2 separate regions of the Mus musculus genome follow, and region 2 is linked to region 1. The links are chromatin loops, found by intact Hi-C in ENCODE. Cell type or tissue: left cerebral cortex. All regions are shown on one strand. Region 1 overlaps Fam160a1 (family with sequence similarity 160, member A1). Region 2 overlaps Gatb (glutamyl-tRNA(Gln) amidotransferase, subunit B).

Evidence for each region. A loop is a pair of places that touch in the nucleus more often than their neighbours do. Peaks named below come from ENCODE experiments on the same cell type or tissue, not always from the same donor. Only the 100,000 strongest peaks of a DNase experiment are listed, where the experiment ranks them.
Region 2: it touches region 1 in a loop (2.5-fold over the local background); 7 of 42 quality-filtered maps call a loop at or near these places.

The regions. Positions count from the first base shown.
Region 1 is chr3:85,662,055-85,667,054 of GRCm38, forward strand. Fam160a1 (family with sequence similarity 160, member A1) reads right to left here. Exons shown (of 12, transcript NM_172682.3): 10 at 3,734-3,912; 11 at 3,299-3,437. Among named protein-coding and RNA genes, the nearest start is that of Gm40082, 48 kb to the right of the region's middle. In left cerebral cortex, CTCF peaks have their summits at 417, 621 and 2,893; DNase peaks (open chromatin) are centred at 65, 241, 391, 571 and 3 more places; H3K27ac peaks cover 5,000 bases.
Region 2 is chr3:85,593,747-85,598,746 of GRCm38, forward strand. All of the region lies in intron 2 of Gatb (glutamyl-tRNA(Gln) amidotransferase, subunit B), which reads left to right. Among named protein-coding and RNA genes, the nearest start is that of Gm46809, 20 kb to the left of the region's middle. In left cerebral cortex, a CTCF peak has its summit at 2,067; no DNase peak of the experiment used is centred here.

The sequences.
Region 1 (5,000 bases):
AGCCCAGGTTCCAACACATCCAGCTGATTTGCATTTTTATACCAAATCGGTTCTCCTAATTAAAATGGTTCAATCTCCCTGACTGATTCCTGAGCTCTCCAGCCCTCATATGTTTGTAGGAGTTCTTTATGCCACCTCTGCCCCTCCCCAAATGATCCCATCAACCCTCCCAAATCACGGTATCCAGGCTCTTCATTATTCTGGCTGCTTTTTAGAATTCAGCCCCATTTTTCAACACTTTTCAGAGTGTTGCTTAACGACGGCACTAAAAATTCTTGACATTTATAGTACTTTCTACATCTCACTACTATAGTCTTTAGTGTTAAAAAAAATCCTCTACTTTGCTGCTTTAAATATCCTTTTGGATTAAAGCATATCACAGTTCGTGTCACAGAGAAGTTGTTGAGAATCTGTCTCCTACTATCTCTTATCAGAGCTCCCTCTAGCCCCATCAGGGGTATTAACAATGCAGAGGCCCAAGGTCAGCCTTGGTGACCCACCCACACTGGTCCTCAGACACTTCAGGTCTCCCACGAGCCATCGGAGCTCACTGGGGAAGCTGGCCTGGATCCACTGGGGATCAGAACACCCAGACTGGAATCTATGCTGTGCTGGCTGCCTCGTCCCCTGCAGCTCCGTCCCCACATTTCCCTTCACCCACATCTTACTAAGCTTCAGAGGCACTGGGACTATAGCTAAGAGCACAGATTCTGTGACCTACCTACCAGCTGGGCTACTCCAGGCAAGTGGCTTCACCTCTCTGTGCTCTCACTTCCTCTGACTGTCAGAAGCTCATGGCATTGCTATAATGATCAAGTGAGTCACCAGGTATCAATACACAGGGGCCACACTAGACTGCATGTGGCCCACTTCAGCTGCCACTCACTTCCCGAAAGCCCCTCTCTGCCCGGGTCCCTGCCCCATTCACTGGAGGCTGGCACAGGGTTTCAGCCACACACTGCTCTTTTCAAGAGCCAAGCCCCCTGAGAATGTCTCACAAACCCTGGCCAGTCTATCCAGGGAGCCTACAACACTTTGCAGAATGTGTGACCAAGGAAATAACCCCCCACTCCTCCACACTCAAGTTCTCCTTAGAGCTGCCTCTCACGCCTAACCTCCACTTCCCAACTCAACCCCACCCTGCTCGCTAAACCATGCTCTTTGTGGATTTTTTACATCTAGCGTGACTTGTGAATTGGAGATGTCACTGCTAAGGTTTGCCTGCCCAGCTTGAATCCACAAATCATTGTTCATGACACAGAAGAGCAGCAAAGGGGTCCGAAGACTTACAGGGACATCCTTCAGGCAGTTCCAGCATCCCCTGGGGTGGACCCGAGCTGGCTTACCACCAGGAGATGGCCTTTCAATGTGTCACAAGTAGGCAGATTTGAGTGATTACCCTGGCCTGGATCACCAAGGCTGTTTCCTTTGCTGTAAAATGGGTTAGCATCTAGCCACCTTCTAGAATCAGAGCTCAGTTAAAGGAGTCTTTACATTAAGTCGGGTCATGGCACTATTATTGTGTAGTTTTAATGTATTTGAGTGGGAGTTCTTTCTTCTTCCTCCTCCTTTTCTTCCTCCTTCTCCTCCTTTCTGCTGAGAAAGTAACTAAACCTCAGGAGCCAATGACCTGGTCCCTTCAGTCATCACAGAAACCTCTCCATCCTCCTGCTGTAGAGCAGGGATCCTTTTAACTGCTCCCTGAGGAGGCTGCCTTTTCCGAAGGGACACCAGGAAGTTAAGAATGCAGACGCTGACTGGGGAAGCAACTCTGGCTGCAGGCACCTGAGTTACAAAAGGGCCCAACAAGCATGCACAGCACCCGAAGGGAAAGCTAGGGAGAAGGAAGTGCACATCACATCAGGGCCAGGGCTGGCTTCTGAAATGGTGCCTGGCTCTGAAAAGCTGCTGCAGACTGTCAAAGACTAACTCAGAGGACTTCAGAAGCTGAGCAGGACAAAGGCTCCGTTCCTCTCCAGGCAACAGGGCTGGGCAAAGGGCACAGCCCAGAGTGGAGACCCACCTTCCCACTCACTGCACACAGCCCTCCCGCCCACAATGGCCTTACCTTCTCTTTTTGAATTCTAACAAGTTAAAACCTGGCCCCTCATTTCACCAGTGGTACTTAGCCCAACTTTCTTCTAAAATCTGCCGCGTAGTACCCCAAAAGAACCTCAATCAGAGTTCTTGCTGTGGCCAGAGAGTGCCTGAGAGATGAGCAAACCTTCCCTTTAACTGTCAAGAGAGGAGCTGAGAGTACTGCTGAGTGGTAGCGTGTGCTTAACCTGCTGGAGGCCCTGGGTTCGTGCCTAGCCCCATCTCCACAAACAGGAACATAAGACCCAGTGAAGCAAAGTGACCCGGATAACACAGCAGACACTAGAGACAGGAGCCAGTAGCTGCACACAGTGCTGGGCTCTTCTGAGCTTCTTATGAAGGTGTCAATCTCTCTCAGAGTCATGCTTCTGCCTCTCATACCCAGCCTTGTTTCTGGTCACCTGCCTTAGCTCGGAGGCCCCAGTCTCCCCACTGCTCAGCCGCCTCACAGAAGCTTTGTCCCATACCTGGACAAGCATGGCCAGGTAGGCCACAACAATACTGGACATTCGCTTGTTTGTGCTCACCAGGGCCTGCCTATGTCACAGCTCAGGAGACAGTGGCCATCAGATTTGTCTAACCAGAAACCAGGCCAAGCAGCAGTACTCCCCAGGCCTCGGGCTATTCTCAGCTCTCCTCTGTCACACCTCGCTGCCACCCACCTCTCTCTGTTCTGCCATGACCCACCTAACACCTCCCCTTTGCTGAGCGAAGCAGGAATTGCTGAGGGTAAACTACACGTTTACCCTCATTCGAACAAACAGTGTCCGCCTCCTGGAGTCCTGAAACATGTTTAGTTTTTGGTACAAAATGCTCTAAAAATATAATAAAGAGAACAGATGCCATCTGCAGGGCAGGGACAGCCAAAAGATGGTTCCAGGAGTGCACGTGATGCCTCCCTGGAGTCTGCGGGGGCTGATATACTGCAGTTTGTCAACATCTCATGTCAGCTCCTTCCTTGAACCACCTCAGTTAGGAAAATGGATGGGCAGCCAGATCCTCCATGGAGGGGAAGGGCAGGCCTGGGAGCAGGAGCACTTCCTTTTAAATCTGAGAACACTAGAAAGAGGTGGTTCTAGGATGGACACAAACAAAAAGGTTCTTTGATGCATATAGGTTCCAGACTCCAAGAACACCTGCAAACAAAATGTGGGGGACTGGGCACAGGCTAAGACAGGCACAGTGGAGAAAGCTGGCTGACCTTTGGTGAGTGCCGCAGGGGCCATGTCAGACATGTCCACCCTGAAGAGCAGGTACTGCTGAGCTTGGATGAGGAGGCCTGGGAAGTCTCTCTCCACAGAAGCAAACTGCTCGATCTTGTTTTTCACCGATGCAAGGACCTGTCAAAAACCACATTAATGATGCTATTACTCCTCAGCCCGAGTCTGCTCTCAGTCACCAATACATCTTTCGGGTCCATCCCTCATTACAGGGACTGTTATGGTACTGGACATTTGCTCATTTTTAACTGCCTGTGTTCCTGGTAAGGAACTCTCAAAACATCAAGCCAAATGAAGCACTGCAGCTTGTCTAGAACCGTCTATACAGCCAGCCTGCTGGGACGGGAAGGGAACCAAGTTAACAAAGTCCTGAGAGGAAGGGAAGGACAGAAGGAATGGGCGTGGCTGTAACACACCTGGTAGAGCGAGCGGACGCTGGGCTGGAAGACCATGTTGGTGTTGAGGAGGAAGGAGCGAAGGAGCGGCTGTGGGTAGCTGGCCAGCTGGGTGATGATGCCGATGAGAAGCAAGTTGACATGCAGAGAGTTCTCCAGCATGTTCTCCAGCTTTGACAGGACCACGCTGATGAATGGGCCTGCAGGGAGGACAGACACAGTGCCAGGGCTGGCTGGACATGAGGGACAAGTGTCCGCAGAACTGCAAAGTCACAGGGGCCATAGCCAGGGTGTGGACACAGAGGACATGTGTCTGCTTCTCCTTATAAAGGAGAGTTGACATCCTGACTCCACAACCACCTGGAGTACCTTGAAATCTATGAAGAACCTTGAAAAGCTCAGACAACAAATAATTTTTAGAAATTGCATTGCTTTTCCCCTTTGGTTCTATAGTCCTGATTCTGTCAGTGATCAAAATGTATAATTCACTGTCTCCCCATGCTATGGACTGCATGCAGATGTCAGAGGCCACCGAAAGTGTCATAGCAACAAGCCTTTGTGTTGGTAGAGAATATCTAACATGTTGAGTAATGTTTACCAAGTAGCAACATGTGACCAGGGACTTCTTGTCCTATGCACATGCCTGAGTGGTTCTCCCTCAGTGTCGGAAGGGAAGGAGTCCATGCATGAATGAGGAGGTCCTGGTTGGAGACCTGGCTGTTCCTGGCAACTTGGTATCTGCATTTTCCATTTCAGATCAGAGAGAAAGAAGGATCAGTCTCAGGAAATGGGGTCGAGTGTGACATAGAGGTCTCGAGAGAAAAAAAAACAAAACAAACAACAAAAAAGCCTAATAATTAAAAAAGCAGTTTATAAAAGATACCTATATAAGCAAAAAGAATCTGTTTCTGCTTCAGGTTGGTAGCAAGTTAATATGGTTTATGTGTTGGTTTACTGAGAGCAAGGAAAACAAAAAAATAATAAATCTGGAATTAATAAAATTACTTGAAGATGTTTTAAATTTTTGCCATAAAAGTGTTCCATTAAGCAAGATCGATGGCGATTGTGCATTTCCCCCAGTGGAGCCATCGATGCTGCCACTAAGCTGCAGCATATTTATAGCACAGGCACATCGCCCTTGATAGATAAACACGCCTTATGAACACTTCACCACCATTAGCGTGAGTCTAACACAAACACACTTCATCTCGAGATGCTTCATGCAGAACTCTGCCAGCAGCTAAATCCCTTAAAAGGAAGCAGGGTCTCTGAGAAGTGAGAACAGACA
Region 2 (5,000 bases), 68 kb before region 1:
CTTAAGGGGAAGTAGTACGTTGACATAATATATAATTGTGACCCCCTCATATACCTTGCTGTGGGTTGTGAATCCAGGCTAAAAGCTCTCTGGAGCTGTCTGAACCTTTTCCCATTACCCCCTGGGTATCCTTTAAAAGCAAGCTTGCAAGCAAAGGATCCTCCTGATGCATGCGTTGCCTTTATTAATACTCTCTCTCTAAAGCCAGGATTCCCGGTTATCTACCAATGGCTTTCATTTCACTGTATGGAACAGTCTTGCAAAATAAAGATTCTTCCCTTAGCAGATAAGGAAGCAGACTTGGAGAAGTCAGGTGACTGGGAAAGGCCATAAATAAAGCAATAGCACAGTGAGAGCAAGGTTCAAATCCAGGTTGCTCTGACTCAGTTTACCTTGTGTCTCGGGCTCTGGAAAAGTCTGCTTTGAGATCCGGTTCATTGTCAGAGGGTAATACCAGATTAGTAACTGCTGAAGACCCGAGAAAACAGGAAGAAACCAGTTACCCTGCATACCCAGTTTTGTGTTTTACTGGTTGCTAGTCACTCTGACTTTCCCATCTAACTGGGATAACTGGCCAAGAATGAGACTAAACCAACAACTTCCAGTGCCAACATGAAAGCAAAATAACCAGACAATGTTGTGAGAGAACTCTTATTTTTTATTTTTTATTATTAAATTTACTTATTCTCTTTACAACCCAGTATCAGCCCTTCCTCTCGTCCCAGTACTTTCTCATTTTTTTTTCTTTTAAACCCAAGTGGGGTCAGTCTCCCCACTTGACCCCAGGATTGCTTTTCGTTGCTTAAATCCTCAGAGATTAATCTCAGACTTCAGTATCCTGTAACTCAGGAAAGAGCAGGAGAGTCTGCTCCAGTGCCTACAGCTAGGCTTGCTGGCAGTGGTGCGAGCTGGCTGGGCTGCCTGAGCTTGCTAGTTGGCAGAGACAGCAGAAAAAAATGAGGCTTCTGATCAAAGCATTGTTCTTACCCTCATCTTGATGACCTGTGAGGGGTGGAGCTAGTACAAGATGACTGGAAATACAGGGGCCTTGAAACTTGACCATAGGAACTCCTGACCACACCATCTTTCCCCAGGAGTGCTTGCCTGTGTAATGAATATGGTATTTCCCACCTTGCTTAGAGGGACTTAAATAGAGGGAATTTTCTCCTTTCCTGTGCTAAGCATGAAGACGTATGTAAGCTGTATGAGTATCCTTGCATATATCCAATGACAGCATTCCAACCAGTATTTCCAGTGGTCAGATTCCCAATTAACTCTTTTCACCACCAAGTGACTGGTTAGTGAGGTTACTCATGAAAGGAGGGACCTCTTGTATTAATTGTACTAACTCTCTTGACCGAGTGACTGCTTAGTGAGGTTACTTAAGGAAGCAGGGAGCTCCTGTATTGGTTTAGGGCTTGGTAAAAGAGCTCAGTGGTGAGGACAGGTGCTGTCTATACGGATCAGCGAGTTCACGCTTTGAGACAAATTTATGGTTAGCAATAACGGGCCATTTTACTGCCTTGTTTTTACTTAATAAATTTTAATTTCTTTCTTTCCATAAATTAAAACATTTACCGTGCTATATCCTAATTATTAGATTTGTCACCTACAGCATAAATTTCACAGAATAATTGCCATTTGGGCTTTTAGGGAGACATCACCTTATAGTCTTTATTTTAATAATTGAGTAGCTAGATTTTCAGTAGAGACACAGTCATGCTGTGTTGCCTCCACTTTCAAAGGATGGTACTCATTAGAGTATGTGTGTCAGCATCATGGACTGACCAGGTAAAGGGCTGCCAGAGGAATGGTGTGAGTTGCAGAAATTTGAAAGATGTGCATTTTTTCCTTTGAAATACATCCCAGCTATTTTCCAGGATAGAGTCCTAGAGACAGTTTTTTTTAAAGATTTATTTATTTATTATATGTAAGTACACTGTAGCTGTCTTCAGACACTCCAGAAGAGGGAGTCAGATCTCATTACGGATGGTTGTGAGCCACCATGTGGTTGCTGGGATTTGAACTCCAGACCTTTGGAAGAGCAGTCGGGTGCTTTTACCCACTGAGCCATCTCACCAGCCCCCTAGAGACAGTTTTAATGAACTACATTTATAACTAATATAATTTCCAATAAAATGTTCAAATCCTAGATAATTAATTTGAGTAGGTTGCAAACCTTTCTTCTGTCCATTTGAGTTCATTTAGTTGAAGCCAGGTGGAGGAGCTACATATGTTCCTTATAAAATAGGAGCACTCCATCACTCCTGCCTTCCAGTCTGAGGAACCGAAGCCACAGAATTTCTAGTTTTGTGTTAGCTGAACAGACTCAAGAATATGGCCCTTTATTATTATTATTTATTTATGAAATGAAAGAGTCATAGGAGTGGATGGAGAAGTGTATGTGCTTACTGTTACATTTGAAGCCTGCACCCAGATCCATGCCTGCCATTCCCCTGATCTTCCTGGTGCAGAGCTAGGGCCAGTGCCAGTTGGTTCTTAGCTGGGTTTGACCAACAAGATGCTTTTCTGAAAATAGCAGCTAAGAGGAAGGAAGCAATGGGTGCTTTTCTTCCCTTTTCTACCTTTGCCAGCCCCCCTCTCCCTGCAGAGAGAGAGAGAGAGAGAGAGAGAGAGAGAGAGCACATGCGCATGCGCGCGCGCTTTGTGACTACAGCTCTGCAGCTCCTAGGATGCAGATCCATCATGTTCCCGGTATTCTCTAGAAGCCCCACCTTTCCTCTCTGTCCCTGCAGCCCTAGGATAGGGGTGACTTGTTGCTGTGGGGAACTCCCCCTAGTTGCCCCAGTGTACCCTCTTTGACACCTCTACCCTTCTGTCATCTGTGTAATGAAATCTTTGCTCTTAATTTGTTCTATTTTACATGCTAAGAGTATTTTCCTTTTCCTGACCAATACATTTCTAGAATAGCTTTGCTTTTATCTCATAGCTAGCATCATTGGGATGTTGATAAAGGGAATGGTAAGTTATTCATCATCTTAGCTAATGTTTAATCAGTTTGGTATTATAGTTAGGTGATGGGGCAAAAGAAGAACCAAGCAGAATGATACGACTGTCCCCTAAGAAGTCAGCCTATGAAGTGGGTGGTGCTTCTCCGAGGGCTGTGGGAGCCAAGGAGTGTTTGCATTGGAGTAGTGATGGGTAAGAGCTCACACATCCAAGGGTCTAGTTGGAAGCAGCAGTTTGTACAGAGGAACACACTAGTGTGGCCAACTAAAGAGTGCTGGGTGGGTGTAATTGACAAGAGGGCCAATTCAGCTGGATTATTTAGGGACTGACGAATCTCTGAGCACTTGGTGATGGGAGCAGTAAAGCAGAACTTTAAGCAGAGGAAGTATCTGAACACATCGATTCTAACAAAGGCTACTTTTGGAGAGGAGAATAGGAGGAGACCTCGAGGACAGGCTTTCACTAAGTGAAGGGGCAGAGCCTTGGTGGAGAAGGGTGGTGTATTAGTCAGGGTTCTCTAGAGTCACAGAACTTATGGATAGTCTCTAGATAGTAAAGGAATTTATTGATGACTTACAGTCGGCAGCCCAATTCCCAACAATTGTTCAGTCGCAGCTATGAATGGAAGTCCAAGGATCTAGCAGTTACTCAGTCTCACATAGCAAGCAGGCGAAGGAGCAAGAGCTAGACTCCCTTCTTCCAATGTCCTTATATTGTCTCCAGCAGAAGGTGTAGCCCAGATTAAAGGTGAGTTCCACCACACCTTTAATCCCAGATTAAAGGTGTGTTCCTTAAACTCGGAGATTCAATCTTCTGGAATCCATAGCCACTATGGCTCAAGATCTCCAAACCAAGATCCAGATAAGGATCTCCAAGCCTCCAGATAAGGGTCACTGGTGAGCCTTCCAATTCTGGATTGTAGTTCATTCCAAATATAGTCAAGTTGACAACCAGGAATAGCCACTACAGGTGGGTTTGCCTGGAATCCGGATTCCCAGCAGATACAGGAGGGAGATGATGTATTGAGGAATTTGGTGATTATTTTACATGTGCCTGACAGTGCATCAGGTGAAGTTTGTTGAACTCAGGGAGCAGGACTTCTGTGTTTAGGTAATAGCTAAGTGAATTCCACACTAGAAGACCTTTTGCCATGTTGGGATCACAGCCTCTCCTTAGAGGTCCCAGGCATGATTCTGGATTGTTTATTCTGCCCTTGGAGCTGGGTATACTTAATTTAGGGTATAAAAAATTATGGTTGCAGTGCTGCTCCTGTTTTACAGACATGCCAAATCAATGTGTCTAAGAACCGGTCAGTATCCCTGTTTACTGCCCGCCACACCTGGTTTCCTTCTCTAGATTCAGATCCTCACAGTCTCACCTTTAGTCATGAAATCTGTTGACTACCCATCCACTGTGTATTTCATCCCCGACTCTGGCTATCACAACCTCCTTATCTTTCGATGAAAGAATCAGCTTTCTAGCTGAGAAGTCATAGTATGAGTTCTTGTGTCAGAAGTCTACCAGTGGGACATTCTCTGCTAATTTATAAACTCCACAAGCCCACCTGTCGGCAAACCTCCCACATGCTGAAGACTGTATACTGAATCTTTCAGAAAGTTGGAGGTAGCACCTGTGGAGCTGAGCTTTTGGAAACAGATCTATAGAGCTAGAAGCTGGTAAGAAATAAAATAGCAGAGACAGGGGACACCTTAAGTGGCCTATAATGGGTTTGTTTGAGGTGCTGTTCTGAGGTTATGGAAAATGTAGTTTAAAGAGATAAAACTAACTCCCTCTACTCTTTGAAGATTCAGAGATGAGGTAGTGGTTACAAGTCTGAGTTCTGCAGTCCCACTGCTTGTCTTACTGTGTGTACCAAATTACTTCATCTTGATGCGTCCCTTCAGTACCCATAACGAGACATAACATGACAGTATCTACCTTCAGGTTACTAGGCAGACAACATGGCAAATGGGCATTCATGCTTGCCGTGGGTCATACCTGACACCAAAGAGGAGTCTCTAAAGGCTCAG